2 separate regions of the Homo sapiens genome follow, and region 2 is linked to region 1. Evidence: chromatin contacts called from ENCODE Hi-C or POLR2A ChIA-PET data. All regions are on one chromosome and are shown on one strand. The core of a region is the stretch at or near the end of the contact, and the rest is flanking DNA. Distances in the headings are between cores, read along the strand shown. Region 1 overlaps ADK (adenosine kinase). Region 2 overlaps ADK (adenosine kinase).

Evidence for each region. A loop is a pair of places that touch in the nucleus more often than their neighbours do. ChIA-PET counts read pairs that join two places held with the same protein, here RNA polymerase II (POLR2A). Pooled maps may share reads with other maps.
Region 2: a loop to region 1 is called in a pooled map, with 3 times the contacts of the local background. The contact joins two enhancer-like sites. A Hi-C loop is called at or near these places in 5 of 50 pooled maps. POLR2A ChIA-PET finds 5 or more read pairs at or near these places in 2 of 52 experiments (Panc1 and activated naive CD4-positive, alpha-beta T cell).

What each region holds. Positions count from the first base shown.
Region 1 is chr10:74,583,486-74,588,795 of GRCh38, forward strand. All of the region lies in intron 7 of ADK (adenosine kinase), which reads left to right. Among named protein-coding and RNA genes, the nearest start is that of ADK-AS1, 57 kb to the left of the region's middle. RefSeq lists an enhancer at 2,039-2,208. Within about 2 kb of position 2,111, at least 13 of the 41 ENCODE cell types and tissues checked have a DNase peak (open chromatin) inside an H3K27ac peak, as active enhancers do.
Region 2 is chr10:74,380,687-74,386,349 of GRCh38, forward strand. All of the region lies in intron 4 of ADK (adenosine kinase), which reads left to right. Among named protein-coding and RNA genes, the nearest start is that of ADK-AS1, 150 kb to the right of the region's middle. RefSeq lists an enhancer at 3,923-4,002. Within about 2 kb of position 4,210, at least 2 of the 41 ENCODE cell types and tissues checked have a DNase peak (open chromatin) inside an H3K27ac peak, as active enhancers do.

The sequences.
Region 1 (5,310 bases), core at 861-3,360:
ATTTAGATAGCATATATCTAAATTTTCTTTCCAGAATTTGCTTACCCTCTGATTTGCTGACCACACTTGCTTTGAAGTTTTGGTTTTTGTTGTCTTGCTATGTTGCCCAGGCATGTCTCAAATTCCTGGACACAAGCAATCCTCCCACCTCAGCCTCCCAAAATGTTGGGATTACAGGCATGAGCCACTGCACCTGGCCACTTTGAAGTTTTTATTAACATAATTTGAATGTGAAATTACCTGAGTTTTTCTTGTTAACCTCATGTATAAAATGTGGGATAGGGAATCCAGGCACTGCTTACTTAGCTTGGTGCCTCTGGCTCTCATAAGACTTTTAATAAAGGTGTCAACCAGGTTTGTAGTCATCTTGCTGCTCAGCTAGGGGAGGATCTTCTTCCAAGCCCACTCATGTCCGGTCACAGCCCTCAGATCCTCACTGGTTATTGATCATGCACCACTCCATAGTCCTCACAACATTGCAACTTATTTCTCCTAGAGCGAGGGCTCAGAGAGAGAAGGCTTGTGATCAAGAAGATGAACAAAACATACCATCACTTTTGTCATATATTTGTTAAAGCAAGTCACTAGGTCTAGAGCACATTCAAGGGGAGGAGAATGTACAAGGATTTGAATACCAGGTTCAAGGATCATTGAAAACCATTTTGAAGACTGCCTCCTACACATATAATCCACAGATGGGACAGATCATTAAAGTACTCTAGGTGCTCTGACACTCATTTGTTTATCCTGAGATCTTAACAAGAACTTGAATTCAATAGGCAAAATGATTTCAGTTTCACATAAAGTATTTCATTTATTCCTAGCAACAATGCAACGAAATAGGTATGGTTAACCCCAATGTTATTGATGAAGAAATTGATGTACTGAGTGACTGGCTCAAGATTACATAGCAAATAATTTGTAAAACTGGGACCTTAGTGTAGGCCTTTTGATTCTAGACCCTGTACTCTTTCCATTGGCTATAATTGCTTCCTACCAGTACTATGTTGCACTTAAAGCCATTCAAGGAGAATATTATACCTCTAAATTTATATACAATTATATGAATTTTTATTATACAGAGATTTTTATACATATATGTAGAGAAAGACAGACACCCCCCTGTCTTAATCTCTAACCTATACCACTCCGTTTAGGAGTTATAGTATTATTGAGTCAAAGTCTAATATCATTATAAGGCCTGTAACAGCTGTAGCAATGACACACATGTACACAGATGCTAGCAGCCTAAAACTACACTTAGGAGGTAAATGTTTGTTGCATGGAGAGATGAAGAAGCAAAGTAAGAAAACAGACCTGGTCTGGTGGCTCCATTCCCCCTTGGCTTGTCAGTATACAGAAATCATTGTGTTTCTATATAACTAGTAACAAATAATTGGAATTGCAGTGAGTATGGGCAAGTTATGGTTTTAGTTTAATATTGATTATAGATAATTCTACTTTATAAGTAAGAACTTGTGTTATCAGATGAAATATAGAGAAAGTTTTCTCCTCCATAGTTGTCTTTCATATACGCAAACATGCACTTGAGTTTCTTTCCTTTCCTGCATAATCTGAGGATTGTGCTTTTTAATAGTGGCTTGCTGATCCCTTTAAATAGCTCTTAATGTAAGTATTCCATAGTTTTCATTAATCTGATTAACATAGTTTTTCCCTAACCTCCATTCAAAAACTATATTTGGTTGTTGTTTTACCCTGGTTGCTGAAGCAGCAAGCCTACTGCAAAACCTAAGTGGTGTGGTATAGATGAGAGTCTAAGACTTTAATTATATGTCATTTTATTCACAACACTCAATTCCAGGAAGGAAAAAATGGGTCTGTTTTTGTAAAGGACATATTATGTGAGTATCATTCATTGTAAACCAAAAATGATACTGTATTATAGCATAGACAACAATGAGAACTGATTCTGAAAATGTGACCTGACTGAGAAACTGAGTAATAGTGAAAGTTATCAAAATGGAAAAAAAGCGTTAATGTGAAATCCAGCCTTCTCAGAAATACTCTTTCCTGGCCTGTTTAGTTTTGCTTTTGTTGCTTGTCATGCATGAATGAAAGTGCTGTACTCTCAGGGGAGCAGGAAAGCCTCTGTGTCGGTTGTTTATTTCCTTAATCCCTCCTCCTTTGTGATTTTTGATGTCAGATCTAAAATGGAAAGCCTGTAAATATAATGATTATCACACGGATAATCACCTGCATTAGGAACCGCCCTGCTTTTCTATTCTAACCCGAGCTGTTCTCCACATGTCACATCCACTCTGTGGTTGGATTTTAACCTGACTGCTTCATTAGATTTGTGAAACTCAGTACGAGGCGCCCTGGGGCAGCACAGATGGGGACTTGCTTGTTTTCTTTTCTCACTTTTACTGCAAAGGCACACTAAAAAGTCCTTTTCAATTTAGTGCGATCAGTTCACTTGGAATTATCTCTGATATTTGGAACCTGTCTTGCTCTTCTGCCCACCAACTATGCCTATTCTTTCTTCCTTACTTTCTGACCTAATGTCTTTTCTTTCTGCCTCTGCATGTCATGAATCTGACAACTAAAATTCTGCTTACAATTCTTACTGGGTCAAACTGTTCCCCCGTGTTGTTTTGTTTGTTTTGCTGACAGGGAAAAATAAATGTTGTTCCATCATTGTACCTACAAACACCTTCAGATCAGAGGTTAGCTGTGGGAAAGTCTGCAGTGATATGAGCCAGCTGCCTTCTCTAATGGAGTGACTTGGGGCACCAGTCCAAGATCAGAGGAAGGTGGGAGGAAGTCAGAAGATAAGATCATTTTAAGCCACAGAACAACAAGCTTAGCTTTTCTAGTGATAGGGCACAGCTCAGCAAACCTGTGTGAGGGGGCACTAAGACAAAAAATTGAGTTGACTTTTTTTAAGTACATCTTTCCTCAGTCAGAAATATGTTGATGCTTGAAATAGTTTACAGACATGGAAGTGTCCTAGGGCCTGGTTTCCTTAAAAGATAATGATTTGACATTTATATATGTGTCTTCTTGCAGTTAGTCAGCTCCATACCATAACAGATCACAGTTAATTTTTAAAAATAATTTTTTTGGGCTGGGCATAGTAACTCATACCTGTAATCCCAGAACTTTGGAAGGCCAAGGCAGGTGGATCACCTGAGGTCAGGAGTTCGAGACCAGCCTGATCAATATGGTGAAACCCCCATCTCTGCTAAAAATACAAAATTAGCTGGGCATGGTGGCACACACCTGTAGTTCCAGCTACTCGGGAGGCTGAGGCAGGAGAATACCTTTAACCCAGGAGGCGGAGGTTGCAATGAGCTGAGATCGCACCACTGCACTCCAGCCAGGGCTACAAGAGCAAAGCTCTGTCTCAAAAAAAAAAAAAAATATATATGTATATATATACACACACACATATTTATATACACATATATATACATATACACACACATAAATTTTTTACAGTTAATTTCTTATATTTGAGCAAAACTGGACATTAAAAAAATTTTACTGTATGTGAATTTTGAGCATTTATGGCTTAGTGCAATTTTAGTCCTACACATTCTTCCTTTGAACTTTGTCTTACAGTCCCCTGGGGTTCTCTCATGTCTCTGATGAAGTTCCATATAAATAAGTGGTTCTAGTATAGCTTTTTTGTTGTCTTTTTCATATAAGAATTTGCTTGGTTCAGAGTGACAGCTTGGGAAGCACTACATCAATAGCTTTTGAACCTTTTCCTATTCCTTGATATCACCGCCAGCAAATGTTACTGACTATGTGATGTACAAAGTTCTAACCTTGCTTGCACAAATTGACCAGTTGTCAAGATCAATATTTATTTGCTTATTTTTGTCTACATGAACTAAGGGTAACTTGGTCAGGCTTATGTTTCTCTAGTAAATAGCGTAAGGAGTTGTACTTTCAACTTAACACTTCCTGTTGACTTCAGTGTTTAGCTGTAATCATACATTTTGACCTTTCTAAATCCTCAAAATGGTTCTCTAACCTATATGTTATTAGTACATTGGACCATAGGTGCATACATGTATTTTTTTCCCAATGTTTTCCCAAATTTCTGCTGAAGACACTGACTGTACTTTCTGCCTTACATGGCTTGATGCTACAGTCGTTTTAGTTGAGTTGGATCTGCTCACTACTCAGGCTCAAATCCCATCCTTCTATTAATATCTCTTGGCAAAGATAATTTTGGAAGAATGTGAGTTAAGATGTAGAGACTCTTGACAGTTGTCTGCAGTTTTTTTTTTTTTTCATTTTCAAGAGGGAAGTAGAGTTGAAAAGTAATATTGCCTCCCTTTTCTATCTGTCCTAAAATTAAAGTATAAGCACAAAGAGTGAAGAAAGGGAAAGGATTTGATTACACATATGTATTTTTGTCATTTAGTAACCTGTTATAAGAGCCTTAGGGTATATAATAATCATTAGATTGTGTCCTTAAGATATTTAAAATCTAGAAGAACTTTGCATATTAAAATTTTTTAACCATACATATTTTTAATGCTCAACTGTTTTTACCCTGTCATCTTATATTAAAGAGGATTTTTGGACTGTTTATTATAAAAAATTTCAAACAAAAAAGGAGACATTGGACCCCTACATAGCACATACATCTAGATTTAACACTTGTTAACATTTTGCCACTTTTGCTTCATTTTAATTTTTTTCTGCAGTATTCTAAAATAAATTACATATATCATGACATTTCATTTCTAAATACCTCAGGATTCATCTTAAGAATTAAGGACTTTTAAAATCAAACTGATAATTCCTAATATTACCTAATTTTCATTTCAGATTCAAATTTCTCCCCTTGTCCCAAAAATGTCTTTTATAGCTGGTTTGTATAAACCAATTAAGGTTTATACATTGTTCTTGGTCATTTTCCCTTTTCTACTTTACATTACATTGACTTGTTAAAAACATTAAGCTAGTTGTCCTACAGAATGTCCTACCCTATGAATGTTTTCAGTTGCTTTCTCTGTGTATACTTTAACTTGTTCCCCTATCCTCTGTATTTCTTATAGACTGCAAGTTACTGGACTAAAGTTTTGATTAATTCATATTAAAGTATTTAGGTTAGAATACTTTATAGGTGATGGTGTGAACTTCACACTGCATCACAACAGAAGGCAAAGAATATTTGGTGATCCCACTATTAGTGATGATAAGTGATAGCATCGATCACTGGGTTAAAGTGATGACAGCTTGATCCTTCCATTATAAAGTTATGCTTTGCTCCCGTGACCAGCATATAATCTGAGATACTTTGATTCCATGGAAATACCCAGTTCCCTA
Region 2 (5,663 bases), core at 2,960-5,459, 200 kb before region 1:
GGCAGAGGTTGCAGTGAATCGAGATCGTGCCACTGCACTCCAGCCTGGGCGACAGAGTGAGACCCTGTCTCAAAAAAAAACACATTTTTTTATTTAGCTATTAGCTTCTAGGCAAAATCTTAAATTTCAGAAAATAATTATACTCATATAGTCATACTACCTGTCAGGGAAATGTGTCAAAGGAAATATGAAACAATAGCTTTAAAGTTGTCCCGCACCCTCACCCTGTTTTTCTTTTGAAGGTATTATACTAAAGGAAGAAAGGGAAAAAGAGAAATCTATGGTGTGAGTTCAAGTTTACTACTGTAAGTGTTTAAGAAAGGGCTCTGTTACCATGACAACAAATGCATGAATTTCATGTGGAAAATTTTCAGTGTATGGGACTGATAAAATTGTAACATTCTGATTTTCTCTGGTATAGAATTGTTCTTTGTCAAGTTAAAAAAAATCTGTTAATATATGTTAAAATTAAATTTTTAAATGTTTTATGATATTGTTTTCTAATTGTTTATTATAACTTAAAATCATAGCCAAAAGAGTGTACTTTCGTAGATCTGTCAAGCAGAAAGTTAAGTATTTGATTTGACATTAAAAATTACTTTTCTAATCTGTATTAGATTTTTGCTAAATGGTAAATAAAATGGTAAATAGTTTCATGTATTGGGAGTTCTTGACAATAGAAAATGACCTGCCACTTTATAGATTCCTTTGCCTTAAATGCTTACTAACTCAGGTAGAGGAAAGCTGTTAAGCTTTAAGTGCTTTGTCATATTTGCAGGCTTTTATAGTGGAAGAGAACAGCAGTCAGCAATGATGATGGAAAACTGTGGCAGGTAGACTTAAAACACCATAAAGCACAGACGATTGTGTGTAATGCCTTGAATTGAATCCTTTTTGAATGAAATGATCAGCCATATGTGCCACCCTTATGGACCCTGTAAGAAGAGTAGAAGAAATGTGCCCTAATGCTAACTGTGCATGAAATTGCAGTGTTAGGAGATATTGACCAGATGTTTCAATCTCAGCAAATGGCTTGTTATGTGACTGAGTGAAAATATCTTTGCTGCTTTGATCACATACACCTTGAAGGAAGGGGTAATTTAATAGAGGCTGTCATAGTTCATCATTGTCAATAAACTTTGACTTGACCTTTGCCTTACGTTTTTGATGTTGCTGCTGTTAAGTGTTGTTGGGCAGATGTTTACTGCCTTGAGGGATTTTGCTTTTTATAAAGTGTATACTAGAAAAAGTAAAGGAGAAGGATTTTCTCAATTCTTTTCTTATTCTTTGGTTATTAGTTGGCATGCTTCTCTGTGGATTTTGTAGAATTTCTGGGCAGATGCATTTGAGTGACATTCTTATGTCTAAAGATCACTGTGGTGTTTCTCTAAAGGTTTCTTCCTTTCCTCACCTTCCTTTTTCTTTTCTCGAGACATGGTCTCACTCTGTCACTCAGGCTGGAGTGCAAGTGATGTAATCTTGGCTCACTGCAGCCTCTACCTCCCAGGCTCAGGCGATCCTCTCACCTCAGCCTCCTGAGTAGCTAGAACTACAGGTGCACACCACCATGCCTGGCTAATTTTTGTATTTTTTCTAGAGATGGGGTTTTACCACATTGCCTAGGCTGGTCTCGAACTTCTGAGCTCAAGCCATCTGCCGGCCTCAGCCTCCCAAAATGCTGGGATTGCAGGTGTGAGCCACCGCACCTGGCCCTTTCTCACCGTTTTGTCCTGGTTTTAATTTACCACAATAAACTTCCTTGGTGGTTTTTCTTTCTTATTTTATATACAGCCTATTCTTTTGTTCTGATGAAAGTCACATTGAATTAAAACTTGACACCTATTGTAACACCATACCAGGTGCTGTGTTATTTTTTTATCCCTAGTTTTGGAGACCTTTGGAGATAAATCCATGCTATTTTGTAATCCATTTTTGTTAATCTTAAGAAATTGAGTGAAAGTTTCAGTAACACAATTTTTTTAAAATTATAAGATACAGTATTTTAAAATTTTGGTAAATAGCTTTGGATTAAATGAGTTTCTTGTTTAATTTGATGAATTTGACTCAGTTCTGTAACCTTTTTGCTCTTTTTCTTGAAAAGAAAAAGGCTTCCTCACTGGCTATATCTGGGTTCTGCCTACACTCTTCCCTCACTTCCCCTTGGTGTAGGTGGCCTAGACCGTGTTAGTCACCTAATGAAATCTGTGAATCCTCTCTTGAAAAACACAGCAAAGTTTCCTTACAATTTCAGGATGTTTATTGGATTTTCCCCCCCTCCTCTCACACATACCCTGCAATGATAGGGGCCCCTGGACTTCAAGCAGACTAACAAAGCTTAGAAAATAAGATTCATACTCCTTCTTAGTATTCTAGATATATAACAATTTGACTTAGAAGTAACAATAACAATAGTATTAGTGATACTGCTACAATAATTACAACAGTAATAATAATAATAATAATTAAAATTTACTTTCTGCCAACCTTATGCCAGATTCTATGCTGAACCTTTAACCTGTATTACTGGTTATATTGTTAATGATACCTCTAGATAGAGTATATGCAGCATACTTTTATTCTGTACTTTAGGAAATACTATATCTTTAGAATACAGATTTGAGTAAGAGATTATAAGCATTTTGATTCTAAGACTTTTTGGAATACTGAACTTTTAGTTTTCTGATTCCAGTAGTCAGTCTGTCTGTCTCTGTCTCTGTCTCTGTCTCTCTCTCTCTCTCTCTTTCTCGGCCTCTCTGCCATTCATCTTCTTCTGAAAATTAGCTATCCCACGTAAGCCTCATATATCCCCTAATTCCTATTTGTAGTTGTGAGGGAGGAAAAATATTTTCCTTCTAAGTTCTCTGCTGTAAGATTCTTGTAACAAAAGACAGATTAACAAAAGTTAAGTACACTAATTTATATTCTAAGTTTTATGTAACATAGAGGGAAATGAAGACTTGAAGAAACAATTAAACCTGGTGTTTTTACATTAGGTTTTATGAAGAGTGGAAGGGAAAGGCAATAGGACAAAAAGGGGTATGAACTAAGAGTAGTAAACTGAGGGGACCTTAGCAAGACCTGTTTGTTTAGATTCATCTCATGTCCTTACATCTTCTGAGATAAGGATGTTCTTTTTTTCTGCATATAGTAAACATCCTCTCACATGGATGGTCTTATGATTTGCTTCAGAGGAAATCAGAAAGTCCTTCCTGCACCTGCTGTTCTCAAATTCCTTCAGCTTAAAATTTTCAGTATGTCAAGTGCCATATTTTGGGGGTAGTGTGTCCTGATCTCCATCATAGTTAAGTGTCAGCTTGGACACAGTTTCTCATATTTATCTTAGGAAATCTTCTTTGGCCACTCTGCAAAGACTAAGGTGCTACTTGCATGTTCTGCAACAACTCCTATTATATATATATCATCTCTTAAAATAAATAGTAACATATCTTGTATGTAAGCTTTATGTACCCTTAAATTGTAAGTTTTAAGAAGATACAATCCTGGCTTTCCTGTTCACTTATTTGACAATTATTTAATTGCATAGAATGTAGCAGGCACTCTTCTAGATTTGGAAACACACCCTACAACTCTTTTAAAAAAGCCAAGAAAACAGTCTTGAACAGCAAATTACAATTAAGTGGAATTAATTCTATGATAGGAATGATACAGTTTGTTGCGGCAACATAAAATGCAGGCATATAGGCTGGGCACGGTTGCTCACACCTGTAATCCCAGCACTTTGGGAGGCCGAGGTGGATGGATCACTTGAGGTCAGGAGTTCAAGACCAGCCTGGCCAACATGGTGGAACCCCACCTCTATTAAAAATGCAAATATTAGCTGGGCATGGTGGCGTGCACCTGTAATCCCAGCTACTCAGGAGGCTGGGGTAGGAGAATTGCTCGAACCTGGAAGGCAGAGGTTTGCGGTGAGTCAAGATCGCACCACTGCTCTCCAGCCTGGGTGACAGAGCAAGACTCCGTCTCAAAAAAATAAAAAATAAATAACAATGGGTATATAGAACAGAATTTAGGACAACATTGTCTCAGTAAGTGAAACCTGAAACCTAAGTAGGAAGCTAGAAAGAACAAACAGAAACAGAATGAAGTATTCAGTGTACTGGAACATTGCATTCAAGAGTGTTAATGCTTAGGATTAACTTGGAGAGGAAGTTAATGGTTCAATCATAAAGTTGTTTATGTTGAACTTGCTTAAGATACTTGGGTAACGATTGAAGGACATTTTAGGAAGAGCACTCAAAATGCAGTGGATTGGAGAAAAACAGAACTAAAGGCAGGGAGATGATCTAAGAAGCTTTTGCAAATGGTTGCATGGTTGGGAGGATGGAGTGACAGAGAGAATGGGAAATGACATCCAATGGGTAGAGGTTTCTTTTTGAGATAATGAAAATGTGATGGTTGCACAGCTATGTGAATAAACAGGAAACAACTGAATTGTATATTTTAAAGTGGCAAATTGTATGGTTATATGAATATATCTCAATAAATTTTTTTAAAAGAGACTTTTATAGTAGTCTAATTGAGAGTAGATGGTGGCCTGTACTAAAGTGGTGTTAATAGAGGCAGGAGTAAAAGTGTGTCAATTTAATAGGCAAAATAGGGTTGAGTAGGTATTTGGATATTCAGAGCAGTCATTTGAAAACAAGTATAAGCTAAAAATGAGGGGGTCTCAGCATATAGATGATAATTGAAACCATGAGAGTAGATTAGATCATATCCAGAGAAAGTATATACGGTAAGAATTGTAGGTAACCTGGGAATCCAGGCCTGAGAAATGCTAAGGAATGGGGAGAAGGAAAGAAGCCTACAAAAGAGATAGAGAAGACTTCTTTATCCATTATTAATTACAATAATGTCCAACAAATAATAGGTGATCAACAAATATTGGTGGAATGAATTGAATGAATATACACTAAAAATTCTGCATTTTATCACAGTCTCAGGGCACTGTTGTCATCGTCAGCTGTACTCTGTAATAGGCACTGCCTTGAACACTTTGCTTACATTATCCTATTCAATCATCACAATAATTCCACAAGAAACATAGTCTCTGAAATAGTAGCTTGTTTACCATCACATGGCTGGATGAACTTATATATCTGAGTCTAAAGTTTATTTTTTCTACTAGGCCTAATATTCCCCGAATCTGTTCTGAGAATGTTAACAGATATTTACTAACAAAAATAACAATAGAACTATTTCAGGGAAAGAACAGGATTATTAGAAATTGATTTTTATTAATAGGATGCTTGCTGGCAGGGGCAATGGAGCAGTTTTTTAAGGAAAGAAGCATAACATACTAGTTATTCAGTTAGAATAGATTCTTAATATTTATGAAAATCTTGTGTTTTGCCCTGTCTCACTTGGTGGTATTGTAATCATCTGAGAATCTATCCTATAAGTTATGTGATATATGCTATTTTCCTTATCAATCTATTTCAGTTTTGATTTCCTCATCATCCTTTGCAGTCTGCTTGTTGCTGTTTCTCAGTTTTGACATTTAATTTCTTTTAGTTGTGCTTTACAGTTTTTCTGAGATGCCTCATTGAGTTTTCTGTATAAAATTTCATATCTTTGGCTTATCTTGCAACTCTTTTAGTACCTAGGTGTCATTCTTCATCATTCTATTATGAATTGAATTAAAG